Regions from separate parts of the Mus musculus genome. Here regions 2 and 3 are each linked to region 1. A link is a loop called in an ENCODE intact Hi-C map of the cell type or tissue named here. Cell type or tissue: heart. All regions are shown on one strand.

Evidence for each region. Hi-C counts contacts between places; a loop is a spot of excess contacts. Peaks named below come from ENCODE experiments on the same cell type or tissue, not always from the same donor. Only the 100,000 strongest peaks of a DNase experiment are listed, where the experiment ranks them.
Region 2: a loop joins it to region 1, with 7 times the contacts of the local background. A loop is called at or near these places in 22 of 42 quality-filtered maps.
Region 3: it touches region 1 in a loop (2.2-fold over the local background); 3 of 42 quality-filtered maps call a loop at or near these places.

Annotation. Positions count from the first base shown.
Region 1 is chr16:85,170,864-85,173,363 of GRCm38, forward strand. The region is part of intron 1 of App (amyloid beta (A4) precursor protein); the gene reads right to left. Among named protein-coding and RNA genes, the nearest start is that of App, 1.6 kb to the right of the region's middle. In heart, CTCF peaks have their summits at 1,288 and 2,142; DNase peaks (open chromatin) are centred at 1,308, 1,728 and 2,278; H3K4me3 peaks cover 2,348 bases; H3K27ac peaks cover 1,530 bases.
Region 2 is chr16:84,954,172-84,956,671 of GRCm38, forward strand. App (amyloid beta (A4) precursor protein) reads right to left here. Exons shown (of 18, transcript NM_001198823.1): 18 at 265-1,261. The coding sequence ends at 1,160. Among named protein-coding and RNA genes, the nearest start is that of Gm10791, 17 kb to the right of the region's middle. In heart, no CTCF peak of the experiment used is centred here; a DNase peak (open chromatin) is centred at 1,470; H3K4me3 peaks cover 287 bases; H3K27ac peaks cover 251 bases.
Region 3 is chr16:85,545,396-85,547,895 of GRCm38, forward strand. The region is part of intron 1 of Cyyr1 (cysteine and tyrosine-rich protein 1); the gene reads right to left. Among named protein-coding and RNA genes, the nearest start is that of Cyyr1, 3.7 kb to the right of the region's middle. In heart, no CTCF peak of the experiment used is centred here; a DNase peak (open chromatin) is centred at 1,326; H3K27ac peaks cover 261 bases.

The DNA of each region.
Region 1 (2,500 bases):
TCCCGATGGATCCCTGTCAAAAAAAGAATGTCAGCTTCGCTGTTCTATGAGTAGGCTTCTACCATCAGAGAGGCACTACCGGGCAGCAGTCGCAGACAGTGAAGGAGCCACCACTACCGAGGCAAGTTGATAGTTATCAGCTCTATACAAGCAAACAAGATGAGTCCATCACGGTTTGCTAAACGCATGCCTCTGTTCAACATACCAGGAAAATAAAACCAAACCAGGAAATGCCGACGCCCTGGAAGACGAGGCCCCAGCATCAGTACCCTGGAGGCCCCAGCATCAGCACCCTCGAGACCCCAGCATCAGTACCCTCATGGCCCCATCATCAGCACCCTCCATCACACGGGTTCTTTTTGCAGAGCCACCTGCAGCAGACGGATTTTCTGTGATTTACAAAACGCAGCCAACTCATAATTCTGTGGCTTCAGTGGACGCAGAACTGCAAAGTGTGTCAAACCTCATCAGGATGAATTACCTATCCTTCCAGTGACTCACCAAAGGCACGAATGTAGTGCTCCCAGTAACCCTTTAAAGGTGATGATAACTGCAGGAGCATCTCCAAATGTTCGGCAGAAAAAGGATATGCAATCGCACAAGCCAAAACATAAATCCAGTTCATCTTGGCCTACACTGTGACTCTTTTTATACAAGTTAAAAAAAATGCTCAAGAAAAGTAAAATGCTCCAAAAATTAAAGTTATTCCTTTAATTACTTAGTCGTGTTTCTGCACAGCAAAACAATTAGAAAAACCGAATGACTATACAATTAAATTCTTAGGTCGTCAGAGAAATCAGAATTCCCTTGATTAAATGGCTTTGAAAAAAAAAAATGGAACACTAAATTCTTAAGACTCTTCGAAGACCTGTTTTAACCAGTCTGAGGTGACTTACAGATTCTGAAGCCACTTGTGGGTTAAAAAAAAAAAAAAAATTCAGAGGGGCTAAAAGTTCAATGACCTTGTAAATTAAGAGCTAAAAAAAATTAAATAAATAAAAACTCATACTAGTGTGATAGCCTAGCCAATCCCCACAAAATTGCAGGAAAACACTCGCCCGGAAATTGCTTTTTGGGAAAATTCCTATGAGGTAGAGGGGAAAGAGGAGGACGACGAGGAAGGGCTATTAGCAAATGCTTAGATGGTGAAGAGGGTACAAATGAAGAGAAATAAAACCAGCTGCCACGCAAACAACTTCCAGGCATCTCTGGATAAAAAGGAAAACAAGCCTTGTGCTGCATGCTGGAGAGTTGGATGAATGGGGAAGACTTGTTATACACCTAGTGGTGGGTGGATTTCACAGGCTGCAGCCTCCACACAGCTTTTCTTTGCTGCACTGCAGAGGCGCCATCTTCTCCGTCTTAATCTTCACCCTATTCAATCCTTTTATCTGCACCCCTTTTTTTTTTTTTTTAAAAAAAAAAGGAACCCTGAGGACCCTCCCCAGCATCCTGTGTCCCCCCCAGGGTGACTAAGCTAGAGTTCCCAAATCTGCCCCATAGGAGGCCGCACCTTAATCAGACAAACGCCTCCTTTGATGCCCTGGAGCCTCAGCCTCCCCACCACCAGGCACTGCCCTTCCCAGACGCACGCCTCACTCCCGGCTCGCTCTCTCTCTCTCTCTCTCTCTCTCTCTCTCTCTCTCTCTCTCTCTCTCTCTCTCTCTCTCTCTCAGGACTTTGCAGTCCCTCACAGGATTGCCAGTAGGTGGTGGTGATGCGGGGGTGGGAGACCGCGGGGCCCTAGCAGCACCTCTAGGCCCTCGGGGGCAGACGCGCAGCTCGGGGAAAGGAACGGCGGTGGCGCACCAACTACCAGGGCTCCGCCACCGCGCCCTGGACGGCGAGGGCGGGGTGTCGCGGCTTTTGTTCCCGGGGACCTTCTCAGACTCAGGGAGAAACTGGAGGTGCACTGAAGAGTCCTGGACGTCCAGGTTGAGGGACGGTGCCGGGTGGCCGCACTTTCCGATCCCTCCCATCACTTGGAACTTACACAAAAGGGAGACACGAAAATGCACAAAGTTTGCAAAAGGAAGGCGGCGGTGCGCGACCCCGCACCGACTCGGGAGAGGGTCGCTGCGCAGGCAGCCGCCGCCCGCGGCCGCCAGGAGCAAAGCCCAGCTTCGCAGTCAAGACAGGCGGGGGTGGGAAGGGAGTGTGAGCCAGGCGCTCCCCAGCATCCAGAGCTGCCCCCATTCCAACCCAGGACCCCAAGGAAGGGGAAGGGCGGCGATTTCCTCGCAGGGCACTGAATCCTGAGACGCTACGCTTTCGGTTTTCCACACGTGTCCCTTCCCCCTCGAACTGGGTGTCTCTCGCATCCCGGAGTCCAGCTCTCAACGCAGGGAGGAGTCAGGGTCTGCGTTCAGGCTCGTCCCCTCGCCTTCCAGCCCTAGGCTGGCACGGATATGGGGACCCCAGCGCCCTAACCCATTCCCTCTTCATCGCTCGGGCAGCGCGTCCCCGGGCAGGGTTGGGCCAGAGCCGCCGAAGCGCAGGG
Region 2 (2,500 bases), 220 kb before region 1:
GTGTGAGTGACCAGATGAGGTGTTCTCACGGGTCTAGATGACTAAGCAATAAACTCTCACCATACAATCATACCAGTCTAAGGTATTCCTATGAAAACACAATTTTATACAAACCCTCAGGGGTGTCTCAGGGTGCCCTCTCTTCCCTCTTACTCTCTTCCTGGCTTTTCATTCTCTGTCAGTATTATTAAACGAAGCGCCTTGGGTTGATAAATGCAGGGATCTTGCCTTTTCCCTCCCACACAATCACCCTTCAAAGAAACGTCTTGCCTGGAGTTATTTTATTTAATTTATTTATGTAATACAGTGTAGAAAGCTATCATGGCATAAGCAATGATTCTGTACAATCATCCTGCAGAAAATTAATTTTTGGAGAATTCTTGGTAATTGGAGACCAGCAGAACACTCCCTCCCCCCACCCGTAAAAGTGCTTATGATGAACAGGGATAATTTTTTTTTAATTTTTTTTTATCAAAGATCCAAAGATACATGGACAAAAAAAATGTTCAAATTCTCAATGCCTAATGTGTGCACATAAAACAGGCACAAAGAAATCAATGTGTATCCTCTTATTCCTATATCACAAAGAGAGCAGAAGCAGCAATCTGTACAGTAAGATGCAGTCATGGAAAAAGAATTTTCTAAGTCATTTGGAATACTTAAAAAAATGTTCAAAATGCATAGTGATCAGGAAAAGAATACGTAGGAGAAGCAGCTAGACGCCCACGTTCACAAGAAGCATCCCCCATCGATTTTTAAAGCATATTTCAAGTAGGAGTTTTTTCCGGGCCACAAACCACAAGAATAATATACAACGGGCTAAGGGGCTATGTATGTGATAAATAATTAGGAGAGAATCTATTCATGCACTAGTTTGATACAGCTAATTTTTTTTTTTACAGTACACAAAACCCATGAATCATGTAATGTAGAGACCAGAATGTAAAGAGAGAAAGCGAGAATACATTACTGATTTGTATATTAATTCAAGTTCAGGCATCTACTTGTGTTACAGCACAGCTGTCAAAAGCCGAGGGTGAGTAAATAAACGGAAGGGTTTGTTTCTTTCCACGTTATTTTATAAATGAACACCGATGGGTAGTGAAGCAATGGTTTCGCTGTCCAAGTTCAGAGGCCGCTGCTGTGGCGCGGGTGGGGCTTAGTTCTGCATTTGCTCAAAGAACTTGTAAGTTGGATTCTCATATCCGTTCTGCTGCATCTTGGAGAGATGGCGCTCCTCTGGGGTCACGGCGGCGTCGACCTAGAAAGCAGGTACAGAGATCCGGGTTTAAAATAGACCGAGGACTTTAAAGGAGCACAGTACTCGTAGGCAGTAACAGGACACGGTGTGCAGTTCTTTTCTTTGCCCCCAAAGTACTTAACAACCGTGATTTATCAGCTTTAGCCCCAACTTCTGACACCACGTGGCAGAGCCAATGGCTTACGCCGATGCTGCATCTGGCCACTAGGTGGTGCTGAAATTCTTGAGGCGAGTACTCGGGTCTGCACAGGGCACATTGGCTGAAACAGCCAGCACTGGAGTTTGTGGGATGGTGAAGGAGAAAGAACATCTCACAAAGCCGCACTGTGAATGACTGTGAGTGACGCTTAGATCTGTGCAGAATATAACACTCCGCTTTGTGGGGCCCCAGGTATCTGCTGCCATTTCGAAGTACATTTATCTCTGTAGAAATGTTAATGAGAGTTTTGAGAGCCTATTAAATAAAAGATACACACACACACACACATGTATGTATATGTCTTTTATTATATATATACATATATATATATATATATATGTATATATATACACACATACACATATAAAAGGGGTATAAATAAAGGTAACATATATGGATGTATGTGTGTGTCTGTGTGTGTGTGAGTGTATGTATATAAAAGGTGTATTACCAGGGGTAGGGTATAGGGGACTTTTGGGATAGCATTTGAAGTGTAAATGAAAAAATTATCTAATAAAAATTTGAAAAAAGGGGGGTATTACTTGACACAAAAAGGGAAACTGTATAGACACACTATCCTAATTATACATACATACATACATACATACATACATACATACATACATATCTGTCTGTCTGTCGATCCATCCTTCCATCCACTCATCCATCCATCCACCCACCTACCCATTCATCCTACACATACAGGATTTGTAGTCCTGGGGGTTGCATTCAGGCCTCATTTCCGCCAGGCCAGAGCTCTACAGCAGGCTTCAGCTGTAAGATCAGGTCGGCACGGTAAACATAATCTGCCTCAGCCATTGTCACGGAGAGCCGGGCAGGTGTTAGTCTCTGCAGACTGTGCGGGGCACACATCTCTCTACAGTAGCTAATGGCTTTTCTTGTTTCTATATTTGTCCTACCTCTCCCAGTGAGGAGAAGAGGAGGTGCTTGCTTGAGTCTGCTGGATTAATATGAGCTCCAAGCCTCTGTAAAGCCGCGTTGGAAGACGAGAGGACTCTGTCCGTATGCACATAGCATAA
Region 3 (2,500 bases), 370 kb after region 1:
TAATGCTTTTTCTTATGTTATTTTTCCCTCCATAATTAGACTTCTTAAACACACAATTACAGAATTGACTCTGCATACTGTTGCTCTACTAGGCTTAGAAGGCAATGAGCTGGTGAGAGAAAATGTCCATATAAATAACTTGTAAATTGACAGTTTACCTGATATCATACTGAGGAATCAATAAACAACGTGAAGCAGGGAATTTCTGATTAAAAGGATGTGTTGGACCCGTCATGACCATGCTGCTTTTCAGTATGTAATTTTCAACAAGAGAATTTATACAAAAATATTTAATAAGACTCACACTGACCTTAAACAACTCTTTGCTCTTCCTAATGATTTATTTTTACATAAATACAGTACAGTATTTATTTTTACAGTATACGGTTACTACTGAGCTCTAAGAAGCAGTATAAACTAGTGTATGTGGTTCAGGTACATATTTAAAAAGCATTCTACCCCTGCAATATACATTCTGTACCCGAGAACTTCAAAATGAGCCACTTCCAGCTCAACTCCTGAAAGTAATGGGGATTGTATGCTATAAATTATATGAAGTTTTTATTCCTAACAGAGCTAAGATATTGAAAGTACAAGATATTATATTTATGGACACATGTTATTTTATTGCTTTTTGTTTTTTAAAGCAAACCTTCGTGAGCTTATAAACCAGGTCTTCCTAAGACGCGATCCAAATAGAGCAGAGGCCGTCTGACTTTGTTAATTAATATGGTTCTCGTGGAACAAGTGAGAAAGGTCATATTTTCTTTCTCTTCATCTTATTTCTGTATCACAGATAAACAAAATGAACTTTAAAAATTTCCACTTGACTGGAGAGGGAAATTATTTTTGTTATTCTACTTAAATCCACACGAGAAATGTGATCGATCATATAGCTCCAAGAAAGAAGCTACAACACCAACAACAGTATTTTCAAGAAAATACATCACTGTTTGTTTGTCTGGTTGGTGTAGCCCAGGCTGGACTGGATATCTGAATGCTGAAGATGTCCTTTAACCCCAGATCTCTTGACTTTACCCTCTGCACATTGAGGTATATGGCACCTCTTCCAGCTAGGGCACCGAAATTGTTTAGGCTTCCTATGCTGTTAGTGTCCTTTGTGAATTCCTTCAGCTTGATTTTTGTTGTTGTTGTTGTTCAATCGATTCAGGTATCTAGACAAGTCAGCTCTCTGCAGAGCTTAGCAGGGCTATGCTGCTGTTTTGTTCTTAATAGCTATCGAGATCATGAAGTGAAGATCCCATTACTCCTGGTGCTGGCTGGGAGCCCTGACTTCCAATTAAGCTTCCCAGGAACTGAATGATTCAACTGCCCCATTGCACTCCTTACTGTTACTACTGACATGAGGACACCGTGTTATCAAAACACTGAGAGTCAGCTTTACAGGAAACCAAGCCCTAACGTTTCTAGCCACGAAGCAGGGTAATTCCTGCAGCAAACATCCACGTTACACACAGTTCATTGTTTTTATGGTATTTTCTAGCACTGCTGTCTGCTTCCCAGAATTGACGAATGTCCTCACAATCAAAGCCCTTCCTTCAACCAGACCCCCAAGCTAACGGTGCTATCATAGTCAATTTTTCTCATATGAGAATAATCTGGTGGAGATCACAGTGCATACCATATTGGGCTGTTTTTCCTTTGTGAAACAATGGAACAGTCTAGTTGCCCTTGAAAAATAATAAACAACTATTCCTAATATCCAAATTAATATCCCTGAAAACGAAGTCAGACTGTCTTCAAGTACTTTTTCATGAAAGGTGTGATCTGGAAGGTTCCCCCAGCATCCTGCCCACCCAACTTCAGGAGTGTGGAGTACAGGAGCACAGGATAGCTCTATCTGGCTTGAATCCCTTGCTTAGAAATGGCTTCTGCTAGCTATAGCCGAAGCTGAGAGGAAGAAAAGAAGGGTCTGAGACCCCGAAGGTAAAACCTTGATCGAATCCTGTCTTTGTAGCCTGCAGTGGGAGTTGTACAATAATGTAAAACTTCATTTGGATCTCCTTCCAAAAGTTACTAAAAAAAAACAAAACAAAACGCCCTAAAAACCAAAAGCCAAAACCAAAAAGACACAAAAAACCCCCCAATGTATTAAGCCTAGAAGAAATTACTATTTGTTTAACTTTGCTGAACCAAACAGAACATGAATGTATTACATTTGTTTTGTGCAATATAACTAGGCCATGGTCAATGTATCCACTTAAGAGATTTTCTGTGTTGTGAAATCACTTATTAGAATTCACTTATTAGAGTGTCCGGGCGTTTAACCACAACACGTGTGTCCATCATGTCTCAGTTCCAACCAAACTGAGCTATCCATTGCTGAGATTACCCATTTTACCACGCAGCATATGTGAATTCTATATCCTAAAGTTTTCTTGGTCCAGGGCTTTCCTAGTTTCTAAATGTCTCGGTCTTGCTTGCTTTCCTCATTCAGATTTCGTAAGTTATTGCCTGAATTTGGCTGAGCTCTTCTGTG